Linked DNA regions of Homo sapiens: region 2 is linked to region 1. Evidence: read pairs that join two places in POLR2A ChIA-PET (ENCODE). Cell type or tissue: MCF 10A. All regions are shown on one strand. Region 1 overlaps PDE4B (phosphodiesterase 4B). Region 2 overlaps LOC105378776 (a long non-coding RNA gene).

What was found. Peaks named below come from ENCODE experiments on the same cell type or tissue, not always from the same donor. Only the 100,000 strongest peaks of a DNase experiment are listed, where the experiment ranks them.
Region 2: POLR2A ChIA-PET joins it to region 1 with 21 read pairs; 12 of 35 experiments call an interaction of 5 or more read pairs at or near these places.

The regions. Positions count from the first base shown.
Region 1 is chr1:66,259,459-66,264,458 of GRCh38, reverse strand. All of the region lies in intron 6 of PDE4B (phosphodiesterase 4B), which reads right to left. Among named protein-coding and RNA genes, the nearest start is that of PDE4B-AS1, 210 kb to the right of the region's middle. In MCF 10A, no CTCF peak of the experiment used is centred here; a DNase peak (open chromatin) is centred at 2,078.
Region 2 is chr1:66,433,590-66,438,589 of GRCh38, reverse strand. The region is part of intron 2 of LOC105378776 (a long non-coding RNA gene); the gene reads right to left. Among named protein-coding and RNA genes, the nearest start is that of SGIP1, 98 kb to the left of the region's middle. In MCF 10A, a CTCF peak has its summit at 2,059; a DNase peak (open chromatin) is centred at 1,959.

The DNA of each region.
Region 1 (5,000 bases):
AAACTGAAGCTCAGAGAGTTTAAGAAACATACTGACACATGATTTATAATTGGCACAGCCAGAATTCAAAGCTAAGTCTTTCTGAACCCAAAGTGCATGCTCTTTCCACTATACTATATGCTGATAACACCTGCACTAATACTGAGGGCTGTTTTTCAGGAAAATTAAGAGATTAAATTCCAAAATCCTTAGCCTGGCATTCAAAGTCTTTGCTCTCTAGCCCCAACATCCTTTTCCCAGCTTATCTCTCATAATTCCTCATTGCCTGACATTTCATCTCAGACCACTGACTGGCTCTGTGCTCTCATGCATCCTGTACTTCTCTTTTGTAGCACTTTAAAATTATAGCTTAAATAGGCTCTGTCTAGTTAGTGTTCAATACATAGTTCCTTTGATTAAATGTAAACATTATGTGAGCAGGGAACAACTTGTTTACCGCTTGATCCCTGGCACCCAGGATGGTCCTTCATATGACAAGCATTCAGTAAATACTTATTGAATAGAAGAGTGAATGAATGAGGGACAGAGCTGACTCACACTTGCCAAGGCCAAACTTGAACACTTCTTTTTCCTTGAATATGTGCTGCCCCTTTCCTGCCATTATTCAGGCCATTCATTCCCCTGTCAAGGAAGCTGTCTCCACACCAAACAATCTACCCATCAAAGGTTAAGTTAAGGTTAACTTAAGGTTAAGTTACCCATCAAACCTTCTCCAAAGGATGCCATCCTCTTAGCCAAGAATGGTCTCTTTAATCTCTCATGGTGCTTTATTTGTACCTTTAGGGTCATTTCTTCATGTTACAGTCCATATTGGCACATATTATCTCCACTGGTAATCTGTGACCTGTTGATGGCAGGATCCAGTTCTGATCTCTTTGCTTACATACTCTTCAGGTCCCGCCATATTGCCTGGCAAATAGTAGGAACTCCAAAATGTTAATAGAATGTAGATTGAATAACCCACTGATGTGAAAGTGATTTGAGAACCAAATACTCTATATGAATATTTTATCTGGTTTCCTTTTCACATACAGTCTTGGTTCTATATGCCACTTGCTGTTCCTCGAACACAGCACTCTCTTTTGTTGCTGTGCCTTTGCACACATTTTGCTCAGTTGGATACTTTTCTTCTCTTTATGTGGCTAGCTCTTTCATATGTCCTAGGACTCTGCTCAGGCATCACCTCCTCAGAGGAGCCTTCCCTCTGTGAGTGGCCCTCACCTGTGTTCTGTAGTTTCCTGTGCTTACTGAACCACTGCATTGCTCATTCTATATTGTATTTCCCATTTTCCTGTCTTTCTCTTCAACTCATCTATGAGAAATTTAAGCAATGATTGAACATTGTGCACCACTGTAACACAGGGATCTGGCATAATATTTGCTATGATGGAGGTACTCAACACATACGCACTGGATTAATAATGCATTTTAATAATTTTATCTTACACCTTTTCCTGAGTTCCAAAGAAGACTTTTGTGAAAGAAGAAACTGAACTAGGAGACCCCAAATGTCAGAAATCTCTACTTTCTTTATAGCGTGTCAAATCACAGTGCCTAATTCTCTCAATGACTTCTTGGAAATTACTCATACTATACAAATTCTTTTGTCTCAGAAGTTAATTTTGAAAATATGGCTTTATTTAGAGTTGTCAATTCAGATAAGCATCTCTGTGTGGAAGCTTTGGAAAGGCAGGGACCATGTTTATTTGGTTTGTCAATTATTCATGAGACCTGGTGCAAAGAAGAGGCTCAATACATTTTCAATGAATAAATGACTTCTGCAAGCCACATGATTGCTTGTAGGGCATGAGAATGCCAGACAGAAAATTGTAAGGAATGCCAGAGGAAAGTGGTATTGGTTGCTCAGTTTCCAAAGTCCGTAACTTATGGAAGAATCATAAGAAGTTACGTGGCTGATTGCTGAAGATGGTGATATAAATAGGGAAGATAATATGGCCATAGCAGTTCATACTTTCCAGCCCTGAATAGCACAGTGGAGACAGAACTGGACTGTGACTAAGAAGACAGGAATCCTAATCCTGGCTCTGGCACCTTCCCACTGTATAGCCCTTGGGCAATTCACGGAACCTCCTAGTTTCTTCCTCACTTGAGAAGAGCAGGCAGCAACTAACATTTACTGGTGATTTACAACGTACTGAGTCCTGTGTGAGGAGTTTTACCTATGTTGCTTCACTTCATCTGAGGAAATTTGGCTAGGTTCATTCCAGCTCTGAACGCTAAACATTTTATGATCCTCAGTTAATTTAATTCACATGCCAAAGTACATACAGCAATAAAAGACATTTTGGATAGATATGCACTAAAAAAATTAAGTGGTTATTAGTTCTTTCCTGAAGATTACATACATGTTCATTAAATTATGCTTTGGAAGAATGTTAATACAAAGAAGTTACATTATTTCCTGATAGCCACAGGTGACATTCATGATGTTGATGACAGAGTCGATTGATAAATGACACCTATTTGCTCCCAGCTCCATCCCCTGGCTATCAGACTGCTGAATGGTGGGCACACTCACTTGCGCACCTGATTACTCCAGCAGTCTGTTTAAAGTCAGCAAGTGCTTTAAGAACGCTTATCTGAATTAACAACTCTAAATGAAAGCCATATTTTCAAAATTAACTCCTGGGACAAAGGAAGTGTAGGTTTTAATTTGCAGCCAAGAAATACAGGTCCAATCAAGCATCCCTCAATGGGATATTTCATGAAGGTGCAAGGAAACCACCTCAACAGGAACTTTGAGATTTCCACCCTTTGAGTGGTAAAGCACAAGCAGACAATGGACTGCTTTTATGCACAGCAAAGAGCCAAAAGATAAAAGAAATCTTGACTTATGAGAAGTATAGTTCTATGTGGGAGTTCCTTTTCCTACAATAAACCACACTAACCAGATGTCTCATGAAAACCACTCCTAGGACACAATTATTGCTTAAATGCTACATTCAAGGCAGGGAGTGGCACCCTGGATCTGAAGTCAAGTATATCAGAAAGGAATATCTGAGTTCCATGAATTCTACAGTTTCAGCTGTTAAGATAACTCTGTGTATATGTGTGAGTGTTTGTGTGTGTGTCTGTGTGTGTGTTCGGGTGGGGGTATGCTTTCTGTATGTTGTATCCATTCCTGCCAAACATTATTGTCTTCAGTTCCTTCTCTTGGCTTTTCTTTAGTTGTTTGAAGGTATTCACTATCTAGAAATAAAATGGAGTGCATTAAATGGACACTCAGTTTTCCAGCCTGCCCCTGCCAGACTGCTCCAGAGATGGCTAATTGATTTCATTGATTTCAGCTCCCTGATGTCTGAAATCCATTATTCAGGACTGAGTCTGAGCTAGACTGCACCACTCTCAACTCCCTTTGGTGAAGCTCTAGTGGTAAATGTGCCCTCTCTTGAATTTTTGTTGGTGACAAGGTAGTACTTGCAATCAGTAACAGGATCAACTCTGTACACATGGGTATGAATTTGAGAAAGATCATTAGATACAACTATCTTACCACTGGAGGCCTGCTTTTTGTGATAAGCATGGCTTGCTTTGGACCAAGGGTGACACAAGGGGCCGTGATTTGAAGGGTAGTCCTCAGCCAGAGTGTGGGAAGGGCTGTGCTTCAGCTGTGCTATGGCAATTATGGTCTTGGGGTACTTGGTTCCTAAAAGTTCACAAGGACCAAAACCCTCAAGGGTTTGGAAAGGCCTGATTATTGAGAAAGTTGTTTCAGTTGGCACAGCTTATTAATCAGCAGGGTTGGGCTGAATGTTCTGATACTACTAACAGAGGTAAAAAACCTTCAAACCCATGCTAACAAATAAGAATGAGAACACCACCACCCACCCCGCCTTCTCCCTAGTGCTGTGCAATGTAGTGGTTCTCAGTCCAGCCATGCTTAAGAAGCCTTTAAAATGTGTCCATATTAATCCCTTCCTCCCCATTGCCATCTCCATCATTCTGGTTTAGAGCTATACCCTCATGTTTAATTCCTGAAAATATTGTTTTAGCTACTGTCTCTGTCTTCAGGCTTTCTGACCTTCATCTATTCCATAAGTTCTTCCTAAATGTCTTTCTGTTCCAAAGCCTTCCAGGGACTTCTTCCTATAACCCAGAAGACTTAACAGGTTTGGCAAATGAAAAGAGCACTGCAGTGACAGTCAGGATTACAGGTTTCAAGGAAAACTCTGTTGCCCACTGGAAGCTGTACGTTCTTGCCCAAGTCATTTATTCTCCCTAAGTTTTGTTTCCTTATCCATAGAGTGGGGGTAACAATACCTTTATTTGTTCAATACCATGAATATCATTTATGGTGATCTAAGCTGACAACAGATATGAAAACCCCAAAGTGTTACACCACTTCTGGATTCAGCAAGAGAAATGTAACGATCCATTATAATAGCTCACATTTATTGAGCACCTACTTTGTGCAAGATGCTGTTTTAAGTGCTTTGCAAATATCAATTCATTTAATCCTCATAACAACCCTATTTTACACATTAGAAAACTGAGATATAGAGAGAGTAATTAGCTTGCCCAAGTGCATCATTTTCAAGGGGGTAGAAATGGGCTATGAAGCCAGAGGCCATATTCTACAAAGAAAAAAACATAGAGAAGGAATCAATCCTGCAAATATAATTTTCTAAATAATTGGTGGTCTTTCCTCCAACAATTATTTATTCAGAAGTTCATATATGTGATGAATTTTTATGAAGCACAAACTGTATGTCAGGCATTCTGCTATTCTTGGGAATTCAAGAAAAACTAAACCCAATTCTTACTCCTAAAGGGCACACAGTCTAGTGGTGGGCAGAGATCCATAAAGATAGTGATAAGGTTTTCAGAGTACTCTGGATCCAAATGAGGGCCACTCAGCCAGGTTTGGTGAGGTCAGGGAAAGCATCTCAGTGAAGGTGATACTAGAGATGGGACATAGACAATCAGGATTTGGCCAAGCAGACACTGGCAAGTGGAAACAGACATTTTAGGAAGAAAGA
Region 2 (5,000 bases), 170 kb before region 1:
ATTTTCAGTGCAAATCTCTGCCTTTTGGGCCACCCATCCCAGCCAGGCTAGTCATGGTGAGATCCAGAGTTGGGGCTAGAGGAAGGGGCGTTGTTGAAAAATAACATGAGTCACAATCCAATGGAACAAAAATGTCATTTCTAGAATATGATATTTAAAAAAAATAAAATGGGAGAAGAAGATGCTCACCTGGGTGTACTAACTTTGTAGCCATAAAAGTTACACAACTGCTGCTTTGAAATGCATACCATCTCAAGGAGGCCTATAGGAAGTCCTGCCCCACATTTTGCTTGCCTACAGGGTCTGCTATTATAGATGCAGTTAGGAGATTAGAGCTGGCCATTTCTGGCCACATCCGTTATTGCCAACCACTATGAGAACATTTATAATTCTGAATCAGGATATAAGAATGAGACAGGCTCTAGAACACAGTTTCTATCTTTGGCACTATTGACATTTTGGGTCTGATAATTCTTTTTATGGAGAATTTTCCTGTGCATTGTAGGGTATTTAGCAGCATTCCTGGCCTCTGCCTGTTAAACACCATAAGTAGCTCCCCAATGGTGACAAACAGAAGATGTCTTCAAATATTGTCAAATGCCCTTTGGGAAGCAAAATCATCCCCAGTTGAGAACCACTGCCCTAAAACACTGTAGGCAATCTTTGTCACATCTTCCACACATAGAAAAACTTTTTGTTTTGTACAAATGTTTTCTCTACAAAACCTGGAGGGTGATCTGGGAATAGCTCAACAAAGTTCAGTGAAAAAAATTGTCACTCTTTATATTTATATCCTTATAGGAAAAATAAAATACAAGATGTTTAGAAAAATATCAAATATTAAATTTATATAAAGGTTCCAAATAAAATAATTTTAAAAAATTAGAAATTTGAACTTATTACCATTGACATATCTTTTTACCAACAGATACCATATTCAAAATAGCTATGCAAAACTCTGAGTAAGACTTCTTAATGATGATTGTTTCAAATTCCTAGTGGTGTGTATCAACAAGAACCTTCATTCCCACAATAAGATAATTTAAAAAATTAAAACCATTGTTTACAACTATTTGAAGATTTGCAACATTTGAAATTAAAGAACCTAATAGCTTATCCTTTTCTTATACTGACAAGTTAATGTTTAATTTTTTATGATAGAGCAAAGGTACTTTAAATTCAGACTTTTATGCTATCTAGCATTCCAAAATAATAACGAAGGTCTAATTTGTATATTGCATATGCATTGTAAGAGCAGTTGCCCTACAGCTAGCATGGAAACCACTAAATGGACTTTTTTGTCCATCTGCTGAAGATGAACAGGAGTATCTGATATATGTGAAAACAGATTCTGGGCTATCACGTGTTGCTGGGCAGACCAGAAATCCCCACCATGTTTCTGCACTCACTCATCCCCACTGGCCACATCTTGGGCTAAGCTCTAAGCTTCTGGGCAGCTGGACACAAACTACCTACTGATCCTCAGGCCTTACCTAGAATGGTCTGCGGTGCTAACTGCTAGGATGGATGGCTGCTGAGATGCCCATGCAGTAGAACACCTACCTTCTTGGCTGTGTGCATTCAGGGCATTATAGTGGAGAAATGCATGGTAAATGTGACTCATGGTGCCCACTGCCTCCTCTAGGGACTATGAGGGTGGTCCTTGGACTCCTACACTGCTCAGACCAGTCCCCAAGAAGACTCTGATGAGGCTTCTCTTGGCTAGAGGCACATTCTGAGAGCTGAGGAACGCAGTAATTCATAGCACACCTATAATCCGTTTGTGGCACACCAGTGTGATACTACATATAAGCTAGGAAGCTCTGCCTTAAAGAATTCTGCCTAGCCCTAAGGCACCCTGTGGCCCAAAGAGAGGCATGACTCACCTCAGATCACACCCTCAGTTAATACCAGAGCTGGAACCAGCAGCTAACTCTCTGGCTCCAGGCACCACAATCATGTCGATTCTTCATTTCATGCCTTTCTTCCTCCCACTGATGCATTCACCACAAACTCCTCATGTGCCTCACCTACTAATCAAAAACATTGGCTGGTCCAGCACCTACCACAAGGGGAGCAGTGTTTCTTAAGCTCTGTGGTGCATAAGAATAGAACTTTAAAAATATGTATATTTAACTGCTGTGTGTTTGTGGAGAAAGTTGAAGCAGGAAGAGGGAAGAGTGAAGCTTTATTATGGGAAGCACAAGTAGAATTTCCATTCTACTCCATCTAATTTCGCTGGCTGAGTACTAGGCTGAATACTAGATCTTGGTGAGCTTAAAAGAGATCTAGAAACCCAAAGCTACAAATATGGAAGAGTTTGAAAAGCAGGCTATTTTATCTATAAAAATAGAAGTGATTTCAGATGCTAGAAGGGAGTGTGCAGTGGTTTCTAAATTCTAGTGGACATGAGAATTTCACCAAGAACTTATTTGACTTACTTATACAAGTAATTATAAATCAGTTGATCTGGATCAAAGCCCACAGATCTGTGTTTTAACAAGCATTCTGAGATTATCTGATTGAGAATTGCTGAAATAGGAATAAGACCTTATAGCTTTAATGCACCGTATAATGTGGACATTGCAAGAAGCTAAGAGGAAAATAAATTTTTTAATTAAAAAATTCTAATTTCTCTAGGGCAATTCCTAGAATATAAATATTGTAAATTATTTCCTAAAACCAAACCAAAAAAAAAAACAAAATTTCTCTCTGCTCTTCTCCTCCACTTTCAGTCTATTCTGAAGCTAGGAGAAGGGCTGTCTTATGTTTGTCCTTAAATGAATGCAGGCCATTTATATAAAAACCACATCATAAGTGGAATAACCAAGTCACAAGCTTTCCTGGTCGTGTAAGTCTTTGACCTTTTGCTGTGCACCCCAGGCCCAAATACCAGTGCAATTCCCCTTGTTTTGATCAGCCTGATTAGACACATTTGTGCTAGGCTCTGCACCTCATAAAAGGCAAGGTAGATAGTATTATTTTAAAAAAAACAGGATAGAGATAGTGTGCTAGTAACAGCTTTTATGAATTGATGCTTGGAGCACCTCTCTCCAGTTGTGAGAGAGCCATGACCCCAAGATACAATATGGTAGAGCCCAGAATGTGGTCCCAGAAATGGGCTTATAAACACATCTGACCCAGAGTTAATAATTTTCTTCTCAAGGTCGTTTTAAATAAATCTTATATGTATGTGTGTTACGCACTATGCTGTATATGTGGGGTGTCTGTGTGTGTGTGCATGTGTGTGTGTGTGACTGATTACTACTGCTTTACTACTGGGAAAAGGGAACATTAAGGGTTCCTAGCATCCATGTCAAGTACTGTGGTGAATATTCATATTTATTTTCTTATTTGAGCCTCATAAAAGCTTTGTAAGGAAGATAGAGGTGATATTATTCAATGGAGATTTATATATTTAACATATCATATAACTTTGAACAGGTTATTAAACTCTTCTGAGCTTCTGGGGTTTTTTTAACCCATAAAATAAGGAGATTGGCATAACCAATCTCATGGTAACAAGATATCATAATCAACTTGTTCCAAATCACAAAGCTAGAAAAGGACTTGAACCCAGATCTTCTTTCTCCAGCATATAATCTTCTAAATGGCACTGCTTATCAAGAAGGACAACACAGCTGGGCATGGCGGCTCACGCCTGTAATCCCAGCACTTTGGGAGGCCAAGGTGGGTGGATCACCTGAGGTCAGGAGTTCAAGACCAGCCTGGCCAATGTGGTAAAACCCTGTCTCTACTAAAAATACAAAAATTAGCTGAGTGTGGTGGCAGGCGCCTGTAATCCCAGCTACTTGGGAGGCTGAGGCAGGAGAATCGCTTGAACTTGGGAGGCAGAGGTTGCAGTAAGCCAAGAGTATACCATTACACCATTGCCCTCCAGCCTGGGCAACAGGAGCGAAACTCCATCTCAAAAAAAAAAAAAAAAAAAAAAAAAAAAGGACAACACTAAGAAGAGCTAACTCTAACTGGAAACTCACAAATTTTGTTCAATCCAGGGAAATAAAGTCCAGAAATGCTCCCTGCACTGCTGTCCCTCTGAAGAGCCATGATAGACTATGTGGCCCAAACACCTTTCTGGGCCATGTGCCAGGGCTGTCCTGAGGAAGTCCTATGGCCTTGGATATTCCCATAAAGCTACATACTCAGAGTCTGAGTGTCAGGATGTGGTGGGAGTACCAGGTCGGCAGTAGCAGCCTTCCTACAGGATGGTCCTGCTCAGCCACAGAAGGTAAACACGAGTCTGCTGGAATTTTAAGGCAACCACATCTGCATCCAATAAGCCTTAGAGACAGTCTTTTTGTCTCATTTCTTTGAGGATGATGAAATGTTGCCCTTCTTGCAACACCCAATCATCAGTTATAAATCTTGCACATGGCAGAACAAGTCAAACTGCAAATTAGAAGACCCCATCCTAGTCCTAAATAATTGTGTGATCTTGGGAAAGTCATTTGACCTCTTAACTGCACAAAGAGAATTTGCCGGCTTGATTTCTCCTGAGTGTTGTGTGTCTTCACTACCATGCCCTTTGCTCAAATTCTGTTTTTCCTAATACACTCCCCATACCCTTCTCTACCCATTGTCTAAATTCCATTCTTTTTTTAAGCCCAGCTTTTCAAGTTCACTTCCTTTGTGACAGTCTTTTCTGATCATTCCTCTTGACCATGATCTCTTCTTTATACCTATCACTGTAGTCTGGCATACAGAATGACAGTTTCAACTTTTCTGCCTTTGTGGAGTGCTCATCTTGGAATCAACATTAACTCCCAGTGACATCACATGGTGTCTCTTAGTGGTTTTACATTTCTATATCCCCCACAAGGCTTTGTACAGAGTAAGTATTTAATGTAGATTAACTGCATAATCTTTTCTCACAGAAAGCCTTTACTGGTTAAATAACAAAACTGGTATGCACTTGGATGAGCTGATTAGCTTCTGACATTTTCTCTGTTTGCAAAATAGAAGAATCAAAACAGGATACT